2 separate regions of the Homo sapiens genome follow, and region 2 is linked to region 1. Evidence: chromatin loops called from intact Hi-C (ENCODE). Cell type or tissue: PC-3. All regions are shown on one strand. Each heading gives the region's core, and the rest is flanking DNA. Links, peaks and the distances in the headings are about the cores only.

The links. A loop is a pair of places that touch in the nucleus more often than their neighbours do. Peaks named below come from ENCODE experiments on the same cell type or tissue, not always from the same donor. Only the 100,000 strongest peaks of a DNase experiment are listed, where the experiment ranks them.
Region 2: it touches region 1 in a loop (6-fold over the local background); 1 of 110 quality-filtered maps calls a loop at or near these places.

Annotation. Positions count from the first base shown.
Region 1 is chrX:14,962,308-14,967,696 of GRCh38, reverse strand. No RefSeq gene overlaps it. Among named protein-coding and RNA genes, the nearest start is that of MOSPD2, 92 kb to the right of the region's middle. In PC-3, for the core only: a CTCF peak has its summit at 3,024; DNase peaks (open chromatin) are centred at 3,046, 3,656 and 4,006; H3K4me3 peaks cover 933 bases; H3K27ac peaks cover 2,823 bases.
Region 2 is chrX:15,056,338-15,061,726 of GRCh38, reverse strand. No RefSeq gene overlaps it. Among named protein-coding and RNA genes, the nearest start is that of MOSPD2, 190 kb to the right of the region's middle. In PC-3, for the core only: a CTCF peak has its summit at 2,030; no DNase peak of the experiment used is centred there.

The DNA of each region.
Region 1 (5,389 bases), core at 76-5,075:
CAGTAACCAAAACAGCATGGTACTGGTACCAAAACAGAGATAGAGACCAATGGAACAGAACAGAGCCCTCAGAAATAATACCACACATCTACAACCATCTGGTCTTTGACAAACATGACAAAACCAAGAAATGGGGAAAGGATTCCCTATTTAATAAATGGTGCTGGGAAAACTGGCTAGCCATATGCAGAAAACTGAAACTGAACCCCTTCCTTACACCTTATACAAAAATTAACTCAAGATGGATTAAGGACTCAAACGTAAGATCTAAAACCATAAAAACCCTAGAAGAAAACCTAGGCAATACCATTCAGGACATAGGCATAGGCAAAGACTTCATGACTAAAACACGAAAAGCAATGCCAAGAAAAGCCAAAATTGACAAATGGGATATAAATAAACTAAAGAGCTTCTGCACAGCAAAAGAAACTATCATCAGAGTGAACAGGCAGCCTACAGGATGGGAGAAAATTTTTGCAATCTATCCATCTGACAAAGGGCTAATATCTAGAATCTACAAAGAACTTAAGCAAATTTACAAGAAAAAAAAACCCATCAAAAAGTGGGTGAAAGATATGAACAGACACTTCTCAAAAGAAGACATTTATGGCTGGGCGTGGTGGCTCACACCTGTAATCCCAGCACTTTTGGAGGCTGAGACAGGTGGATCACAGGGTCAGGAGTTCGAGTCCAGCCTGGCCAACATAGTGAAACCCTGTCCCTACTAGAAATACAAAAAAAAAAAATCCGGGCATGGTGGCAGGCACCTGTAATCCCAGCTACTTGGGAGGCTGAGGCAAGGAGAATCACTTGAACCTGGGAGGTGGAGTTTGCAGTGAGCCAAGATCATGCCACTGAGCTCCAGCCTGGGCGACAGTGCGAGACTCTGTCTCAAAAAAAAAAAAAAAAAAAAAAGACATTTATGCAGCCAACAAAAATATGAAAAAAAAATCTCATCATCACTGGTCATTAGAGAAATGCAAATCAAAACCACAATGAGTTACCATCTCATGCCAGTTAGAATGGCGATCACTAAAAAGTCAGGAAACAACAGATGCTAGAGAGGATGTGGAGAAATAGGAATGCTTTTACACTGTTGGTGGGAGTGTAAATTAGTTCAACCATTGTGGAAGACAGTGTGGCGATTCCTCAAGGATCTAGAACCAGAAATACCATTTGATCCAGCAATCCCATTACTGGTATATACCCAAAGGATTATAAATCATTCTACTATAAAGACATATGAACATGTATGTTTATTGCAGCACTGTTCACAATAGCAAAGACTTGGAACCAACCCATATGTCCACCAATGATAGACTGGATAAAGAAAATGCGGTACATATACACCATGGAATACTGTGCAGCCACAAAAAGGATGAGTTCATGTCCTTTTCAGGGAAATGGATGAAGCTGGAAACCGTCATTCTCAGCAAAGTAACACAGGAACAGAAAACCAAACACTGCATGTTCTCACTCATAAGTAGGAGTTGAACAACGAGAACACATGGACACAGGGAGGGGAACAGCACACACTGGAACCTGTCGGGGTGGGGGGCGAGGGGAGGGATAGCATTAGGAGAAATACCTAATGTAGATGATGGGTTGATGGGTGCAGCAAACCACCATGGCACGTGTATACCTATGTAACAAACCTGCATGTTCTGCACGTGTATCCCAGAACTTAACGTATAATTTTAAAAAAACTTTAAAAAAGCAAATAATCATTGTAATAAAGTTATTCTCCTGCATACAAATATAAAAATAAAACCATGGAGATATATAAGTTGATATAAAATATGCTATAAAATATGCTTGTGGAGAGCTATACTTAAAATAACTGGATGCATAAGAATTTGAGTTTGGCACTTGTAGCCTCTCAGCACTCTGTGAAGAAGTAAGCAACATAGGGGCCATTATACAGAGGTCATATTTGGGGCCATTATACAAAGGTCATATTATACAGAGGTCAACATAGGGGCCATTATACAGAGGTCATATTATACAGAGGTCATATTTGGCTCATTTGTATAATAGTGCATCAAAATAATACTGTGCCCTTTTTCTTCTTCACTCATAACCTCACTTTTCCAAAGTGATTACTTTCAGGCCAGGTGCAGTGGCTCATGTCTGTGAGCAGTGGCTCACCAGCACTTTGGGAGCCCAAGGTGGGAGGATTGCTGGAGGTCAGGAGTTCAAGACCAGCCTGGGCAACATAGCAAGACACCCATCTCTACAAAAAAAAAATTGTTTTTAAACATGAAAACTTTTGATGGCTAAGAGGAAGGACTTTTGATTCAATAAGCCTAAGTTCAGTTACAGTATTTTCTATTCCAGCATTTTCTAGCTGTGAGATTCTGGGCAGGGTATGTAAACAGCTATTGATTTCCTTATTGGGAAAGTGCAAATAATAGTAGTGACCTTACAGATTTGATATAAGAAATAAGTAAAAGAATGCATGCAAAATATTGGTCCAGTGTCAAAAATATAGTAAGCACTCAATTAAACCTAACCGTTAGTATTATTTCTGCAAATAAGTTCAGTCATATGAAGTTGCCATTTTTGCTTGTCAATAATGGTCAAATATCAGCACTTTCTTCTAGTTCAACCTAATGCACACCATGAAAATCTTTCTAATCTTGAGACCTGGTGGTTTACTTTCCAAAGCTTTGATTTAATGAGCTGGAAGCCTGCACCTGCTTTCCTAACCCTTAGCAACATTTAGAATTCTCTGAACCTAAAAGCATTTGTCATCTTGTACTATTTCTTTCATTATTGGGAGCAAGGCTCTTCTGTGTCAAATTCCCCCTGTGAGAATCTGGGTTTTTGCTGTTCTTACCAAGAGATGGGCAAACTACAGCTATTGGCCACATTGGTTGCCACCCACTTTTGTAAATAAAGCAATGTTGGAACAACAGCTATGCTTGTGGGAAAACACTGTTTCTCTACACTCACACAACCCTTCTGACCCCAAATATGTGGATTTTTTCCCACACCAAATAATTCTGCAATTCTCTGGACACCAGCTAGATGTCCTACAATTCAACTCAATTCTGACACTACCTGGAGTTAGTGTCAAATCCCACAAGTTAAGGGCTCAGTCCCATAAGACTATGCCCACCTCAAATGCCAGTCACAAGTCCAGCCATCCACACTTCTGGACGACCAGCTATAAATTGAGGATTCCCACGGCCCACTCCTCAGGTTTGATAATTTGCAAGGGTGGCTCAAAGAACTCAAAAAAAAGCACTTCACTTAATGTTTACCAGTTTAGTATAAAGGATACAAATCAGGAAGAGCCAGATGGAAGAGATGCACAGGGCAAGTTATGGGGTAAGGGGGCACATGGAGCTTCTGTGCCCTCTCTGGGTACACCAACCTCCCAGTACCCTGATGTGTTCACCAATCCTGACATTCATCAAATCTCTTTTTTCAAGAGTTTTTATAGAGCTTAATCTCCAGCTCCCTCCTCACCTTCCCAGAAGTCTGTGGCTGGGGTAAAATTTCCAATCAGTTGGTTTTTCTGGTGACCAACCAGCCCCATCTTGAGGATATCTAGGGACCCCACCCTAAGTCACCTCATTAGAGTAAACTCAGGTCTGATTAAAAGGGGCTCTTTATGACTCACAAAAGACACTCCTATTACTCAGGAAATTCCAAGGATTTTATGAGCTCTGTGGCAGGAACTGGAGACAGAGACCAAATCTATTTCTTATTATACCACAGTGCTTGTTTATTCATGTATTGGCTATGGCTGTTTCTGCCCTACAGCAGCAGAGCTGAGTAGTTGCAACAAAGAGAGCATGGTTCACAAAGCTGAAAATGGTTATTTTCTGGCCCTTTACAAAGTTTGCCTACCCCTGGTTTAGACTACAGGTTTGCAAATTAGAGTACACACTTCTCAAGATCATAGTTCAGGGGGAAAATTCAAACTTCTATTTAAGATTATTGTTCTCTAAAAAAAAAAGGGAAGGGAAACAGGATTTTCTAGTACGTCACATAAGGGCTTACACTGGCCCCCTCATTCCTTCCATCTGTCCTGTCCATGAGACATCTGGAGAGAGTACTGGAATCCCACAATGAGGAGGAATGGTCAGTGGTGCCTCTAGTTTCATTTTTTTGCTATCAGTGTATGGTGACAGATGGCCTCTGCAAATGTCTGTCTACAGATTGTATTATCTAGTGGTAACTGACTTAAATCTCTGAAATGTATAAGTGGCTTTGAAAGATACCAGTAAACAATAATATTAATAAGATAATACTAATAATGCAAGCATCAGAGAGAAAATAAGATTTACATCAGTCACATGAGTAATGAAAATCAATCAAAGCTGATGAAAAATCAGCTAAGAAAAATTTAAAATCATCAAGATTACCTGAAATAAGGGTTTTCATACAGTATGATTAAGAATGGAACTTGTTAAGCATCTATCATGTTTAAGATATTAGTGAATTAAAATATGAAGCATCCTAATTAGCAAGACATTTAGTATCTATTTTTCTTCACCTTTTTCATATTAATTTGCAAATTTGCTTTTATTTGTAATGTACATACTATATTAAACTATACTATAAGCATATAATTTAAAAATAAATACATAACCGAACATATAACAGTAGGTGGGTACTCAAATTTCCCTTTATTTTCTACTTAGATCAGTGCACAATGAGTCGAAATTGGGCACCGTTAGTCTAGGCTTCCATATAGTGGCGCTTCTTTTGTATTCCACAGGGAAGGGATAGAAGCAGAAAAGTTTCTGTGGGATGGAGTTCCTGATGGCATTATTGAGAGTTGTTTTGGCAAAAGTGGTGCTGGGAAATGAGTAAATGATGAAAGAAGTTCAGACACAAAGTTTAGTTTAAAGGAAACGGAAAAGGGGGCAGTTTCTAGGAGTGAACGTGAGATAGAAATGGAATTAAAGGAATTTTTTATTTTTTTCCATACGAAAGAGACTTGATCATGATTAAAAGCTAATAGAGCTGGGCGCGGTGGCTCATGCCTGTAATCTCAACACTTTGGGAAGCTGAGGCAGGCAGATCACTGGAGGGGAGGAGTCGGAGACCAGCCTGGGCAACATGGCGAAACATCCCCCCCGCCCCCGACCGGCCGTCTCTACTAAAAATACAAAAATTAGCTGGGGGAGTGGCGCATGCCTGTAGTCCCCATTACTTGGGAGGCTGATGCAGGAGGATTTCTTGAGCCTGGGAGGCAGAGGTTGTATTGAGTTGAAAGCCCGCCACTGCACTCCAGCCTGGGTGACAGGAATGAAACCTTGTCTCACAAAAAAAAAAAAAAAAAAAAACGGTAATAGAGCCATTGCTTAAAAATTAGCTGTGTTTTGGCTGGGCGTGGTGACTTACGCCTGTAATCCCAGCACTTTGGGAGGCT
Region 2 (5,389 bases), core at 103-5,102, 94 kb before region 1:
CATGGATTCTTCTAAATAGATCTACTAAGGCTTCAGTTTCCACCAGCTGATCCCAACTCCTGAGCACTCATAAGCCACCTCCTTCCTCTGTGCTTCCAGCCTACGGGTGGCTTCCTACCATTGTTAATCCATGAGTTGCCCCACTATTATATGTTTGGCTTCTGCTCTCTCAACATCTATATAACCTATTCCCTGCATTAAAATCCCTCTGTTGAAATGCTTGAGTGGTTTCTGCATGTTGGCTAGTCTCTGACCAATATGGATGCAAATCACACATCATAATCTATAGCAGTACTGTCAAACACAATAGGTACTAGCCCAAATTGAGATGGGCTATATGTGTAAAATATACACTGGATTCTGAGTAGTTAGTGTGAAAAAAAAAAGAATGTAAAATATTTCAAGAATTTATTGATTTTATATTGATAATCTAGATATATTGGGTTGAATAAAATACGTTATTAAAATTATTTTTACCTTTTTCTGTTTTCTTTCTTTAATGTGGCTACTAGGAAATTTAAAATTACATATGTAGCTTGCATCTGTTTCTTGAATTCTATTTCTGTTGGATAGATATCTGTAGAATCATGCATCCTATGTAGCCTATGTGTATGACTTTGAGTTTGGCCTTATAGATTGAGCAAGTGAATTTAGCTGGAAGGGTATGATCTGATGGACAATACTGAGAAAGTATTGCCTGCTCAGAGATTAGAGCTGTCTAGAAGGAGAACTGGGAAAGTGAATAGAATATGCAAATCCAGAGGAAAAAGACAAATATTTTCCTCATCAGCAGCACCTTGGTGGCCAAGTAGAGCCCTGAAGTAGAACTGCTAGTAGACAAAGCTGATGCAAACGACAGTTGAGAGGCCAGCAGTCTGAGGTTACAATTTGATAGTGTCAAATAAAAAACAAATTCAGACTTAGTAAGGATAGGCTTTCTTCAAAAGGGTTATTGCAAGGCAGAAAAAGGGACTATTGTAATAGGGAGGATGCTCTGCTCTGGCCATAAGGTCTGCAAGTGTCTCAAGGCTTAGGCAAAAAGGGTTTTTCTTTTTCTTATTTATTTATTTATTCATTCACTCATTTGGTGGCTCAAACTGAAAATGAGCCGAAGTTTCAGGACCAGGGGTGAGAAAGAAGTTGGACCGAAGCTTGCTTAACAAGCCTCTGGTTTTGATTGATCAGTGGAACAAGCAGTTCAGCTAATCATGTATGAGACAAAGAATGGGAATGTACAGGGTCTGTGTCTGGCCTTCTCACAGGTAAACAAGGAGACACCCATGGCCCTTACCTAAGTCATATGGGGAAAGATAGTTATTTGCAGTAAGCCAGTTTCTGAAACACAAAGGAGTGGGGGTGTTTCTTTAACTGGCACTATTTCCCAGGGTCACACGGGTAAGGTTAAGTTCAACATTGCTGATAGCTTATCAAAAACTGAGTTCAGTGGCTTTGTTTTCCTGCCCCCAAACCTACTTCTTTCTCCTCTAGTTACTGGTGTCTCCGTCCCCAAGATGCCCAGGTACAAAACCTCAACCATCATACACACCTCTTCTCTTTCTGGCCCCTCATCTATCTGCTCAGCCTGCAGGTCTGGAGGAGTATCTTCCTCCCCAAGGTTGCTTCTGTCTGCCATTCTGTACCTAGGTTGCCCTGCCCAGGCCCTTATCACCAGGGTCTTATTACCTCACACTCATTTGCTACAGCAGGTTCCTATTGGGTCTCCCTGCCTCCTGCCAGAGCACATCTGCAGCTGAAGTTCAGTCACACCCTGTCTTTGAACAAGCCCTTAGCAGCTCTGCAATGCCTGCAGGTTAACACTCAAACTTCCCACCTCACTTCTGAAGCCCACCCACAAGGTGGCCTGAGACCTCCCATGCCTCTAGATACAAGCTCCATCCAACTATCTACTTAAGTCTGAACATTCCGTGAGCTTTTCTATCCGTAATCCATTCCTTCCCTTGTTCAGTCTAACTGAGATGACTTTCCACCCCTTCTTCCCATTTGTGACTGCTGAAATCCAATCTTTCCTTTAGGTGTAGCTCTAGAGCTGCCAGCCATATCCATGCAGCTCAGTGTTTCTCTCTGGCTTACATTATTTTCTCCATTTTTTTCTGTGTTTACATAGCATTTTGTTTGTATATGGTGGTCTGCTTGGGTTTCTAATTTAATGATTTGCATTTTTAGTGATGTGTAAACATACACATCTCCCCTGCAATTTGTAAATTCCTTGAAAGTAGGGATGTGTCTCAGTGATCTGTGAGTTGTCTCAGACTGGCACAGTCAGTGACCCTTGTTAAGCAATTGAATTACATTTTAACAGATACTTTTGAAATGGCCTAACTTTATATAGATGTTTTTGTGTTACATATTAAGAACCAAAACAACAACAAAAACACCTCCTTAAAAGTTTGCCAACATTTGTGAACCCCTGGGGTAAGAGCAAGCACATTTAATTCCTTTTAAATACAGTTTAAGTACAAAATGGAAGGTTTACAACTGTTTGTGACCAATTCTTTTTGATAAAAGAGGATGGAAGGGAAAAAAGTTTACAGGATTAAGGAAATTAATTTTCCACCTATCTAGAACAATCAAATATCCAAACTTTGTACTATCTGGAGATATATATATATAGAGAGAGAGAGAGAGCGAGAGCGAGAGAGCGCCCTATTGAGTAGTTTTTGTAATAGTGGGGGAAAAATACTACAATTTAAATCTATCCTGTCAAACTCCTTTAATGTTAAACTGTAAACAAATCTTTATTGAAGTCAGTCTCACAGCACTGACCACTTTCAGTTTAGAGCTTAGATTATCTTTCAGAAAATGAAGCTGGAGGTTGTGTTGACATAAAGGAAATGTCATTTGTGAAATCCCTGCATTAACTGAGCTCTTCTGGGAAGTGACTTCTGCTGGATCTCAGAGGCAAATGTCTGTCTTTGGAGGACGCACACATTTATGTCATGTCACAAAGTCCCTTAACAGTAAGTGGCTGAGGATGCCTTCAAGTAATATTTTTAAAAGAATCACCGCAGAAGAAGGATACAATCAACATAATAAACTCTTAGGGTCTAATAAAGACAAAGATGACAAACCCAGCCTCCTCTATCAAATAACAGACATCAGCTTATAGAGTTTAATTCGATATATGGATGAAGTTGTATGCTTACAGATTCATTACTTTGGACAAAATAAGGTGACATATTTTTCTACTATGATAATCTAGTATTGAATACAAAGCAATTTTTATGGGATTTTTTTTCTCACTGATTTTAGGAATCATTGTAGAAATTTTCAGAAAATCAAGAAAAGCATAAATAAAAAATGACTTGTAACCCCATCTCTCAAAAAGAATTCTATTCATATTTTGGAGCATATAATTTCAGTCTTTTTCCTATGCAAATATGCACTTTAAAAAATAATAACAGTATTGTAACTGCCATTTTGTTGTTTTATGTTGGCTTCCCACTTAAAGCAATGGTTCTCAGCCCTGCCTGTACTTTAGAATCCCTGGCGGGTTTGAAAAACATAGAGGAGTTGTAAATACCTCATGAAGAGTCTTGTGAATACGTAATGAAGAGTCCTGTCTTGGACCAGACATTCTTAACCTTGGCTGCACATTAGAATCCCCTGGGGAGGTTTTACAAGTTCCCATGCCCCAGCCACACCCAGACCAATTGTATCAGAATCTCTGGGGTTGGAACCCCAGTAATTTTTTTTAAGTTCCCAGGTGATTCCAACAGATGGCCAAGGTTAAAAACCTTGGCTTTGGGGTGGTGGGTTACACATCAATCAATCAGGCTTTCTTAAAATTCTCTCAGATGGTGGGCTCAATGGCATGCACCTATAGTCTCAGGTACTTGGCAGACTGAGACGGGAGGGTTGGCTTGAGCCCAGGAGTTTGAGATCAGCCTGGGCAACATAGTAAGAACTTGCCTCAAAAAAAAAAAGTTTCTCAGGTGATTTTCACATATTCTTAGGGTGGAAAATCCTATACCCAGAACTTAAAATTCACTTGGTACCATTTTAAGCTGTGACTGTACCTAGCTAGGGGCCACCTAGGTAGGTGTCATAAGTAGGTCCATCTGCTTGTTCTCCCTTTGGTCTAGGGTGGCCCATAATTCAGTTCACTGTCCTAAGATATCAGAAGATTTTAAGGAGTGGGTGTAGTGAATGCACAGAAAAAGCCGGCCTAGCCTAGCAGGAATATGGTGTAACAATAAAATCAACTAATTAGTTCATGCTGCTTCTTGGTAGAGAGCAGTGATTCTCAATTTTGGATGCATAATAGATTCCCTGGGCCTATAATAATCCTGATGTCCAGGCTGCACCCCAGACTACTTAAATCCAAAACTTTGAGGAGGGGAACTTAGGCATAAGTAATGTTCAAACTCCCAAACAATTCCAAGGATATGTACAGTCAGGATGGAGACTCACTAATTTAGACCAGGGCTTCTTTTTTTAAATTTTTTTATTATTATACTTTAAGTTCTAGGGTACATGTGCACAATGTGCAGGTTTGTTACATAGGTATACATGTGCCATGTTTGCTGTACCCATTAACTCATCATTTATATTAGGTATTTCTCCTAATGCTATCCCTCCCCCTGCCCTCTACCCCACAATAGGCCCCTGTGTGTGATGTTCCCCACCCTGTGTCCAAGTGTTCTCATTGTTCAAATCCCACCTGTAAGTGAGAACATGCGGTGTTTGGTTTTCTGTCCTTGTGATAGTTTGCTCAGAATGATGGTTTCCAGCTTCATCCATGTCCCTGCAAAGGACATAAACTCATCCTTTTTTATGGCTGCATAGTATTCCATGGTGTATATGTGCCACATTTTCTTAATCCAGTCTATCATTGATGGACATTTGGGTTGGTTCCAAGTTTTTGCTATTGTGAATAGTGCCACAATAAACATACATGTGCATGTGTCTTTATAGTAGCATGATTTATAATCCTTTGGGTATATACCCAGTAATGGGATGGCTGGGTCAAATGGTATTTCTAGTTCTAGATCCTTGAGGAATTGCCACATTGTCTTCCACAATGGTTGAACTAGTTTACAGTCCCACCAACAGTGTAAAAGCATTCCTATTTCTCCACATCCTCTCTGGCATCTATCATTTCCTGACTTTTTAATGATCACCATTCTAACTGGTGTGAGATGGTATCTCACAGCTAGGTATCGTGGTTTTGATTTGCATTTCTCTGATGGCCAGTGATGATGAGCATTTTTTCATGTGTCTGTTGGCTGCATAAATGTCTTCTTTTGAGAAGTGTCTGTTCATATCCTTTGCCCACTTTTTGATGGGGTTGTTTTTTTTCTTGTAAATTTGTTTAAGTTCTTTGTAGATTCTGGATATTAGCCCTTTGTCAGATGGGTAGATGGCGAAA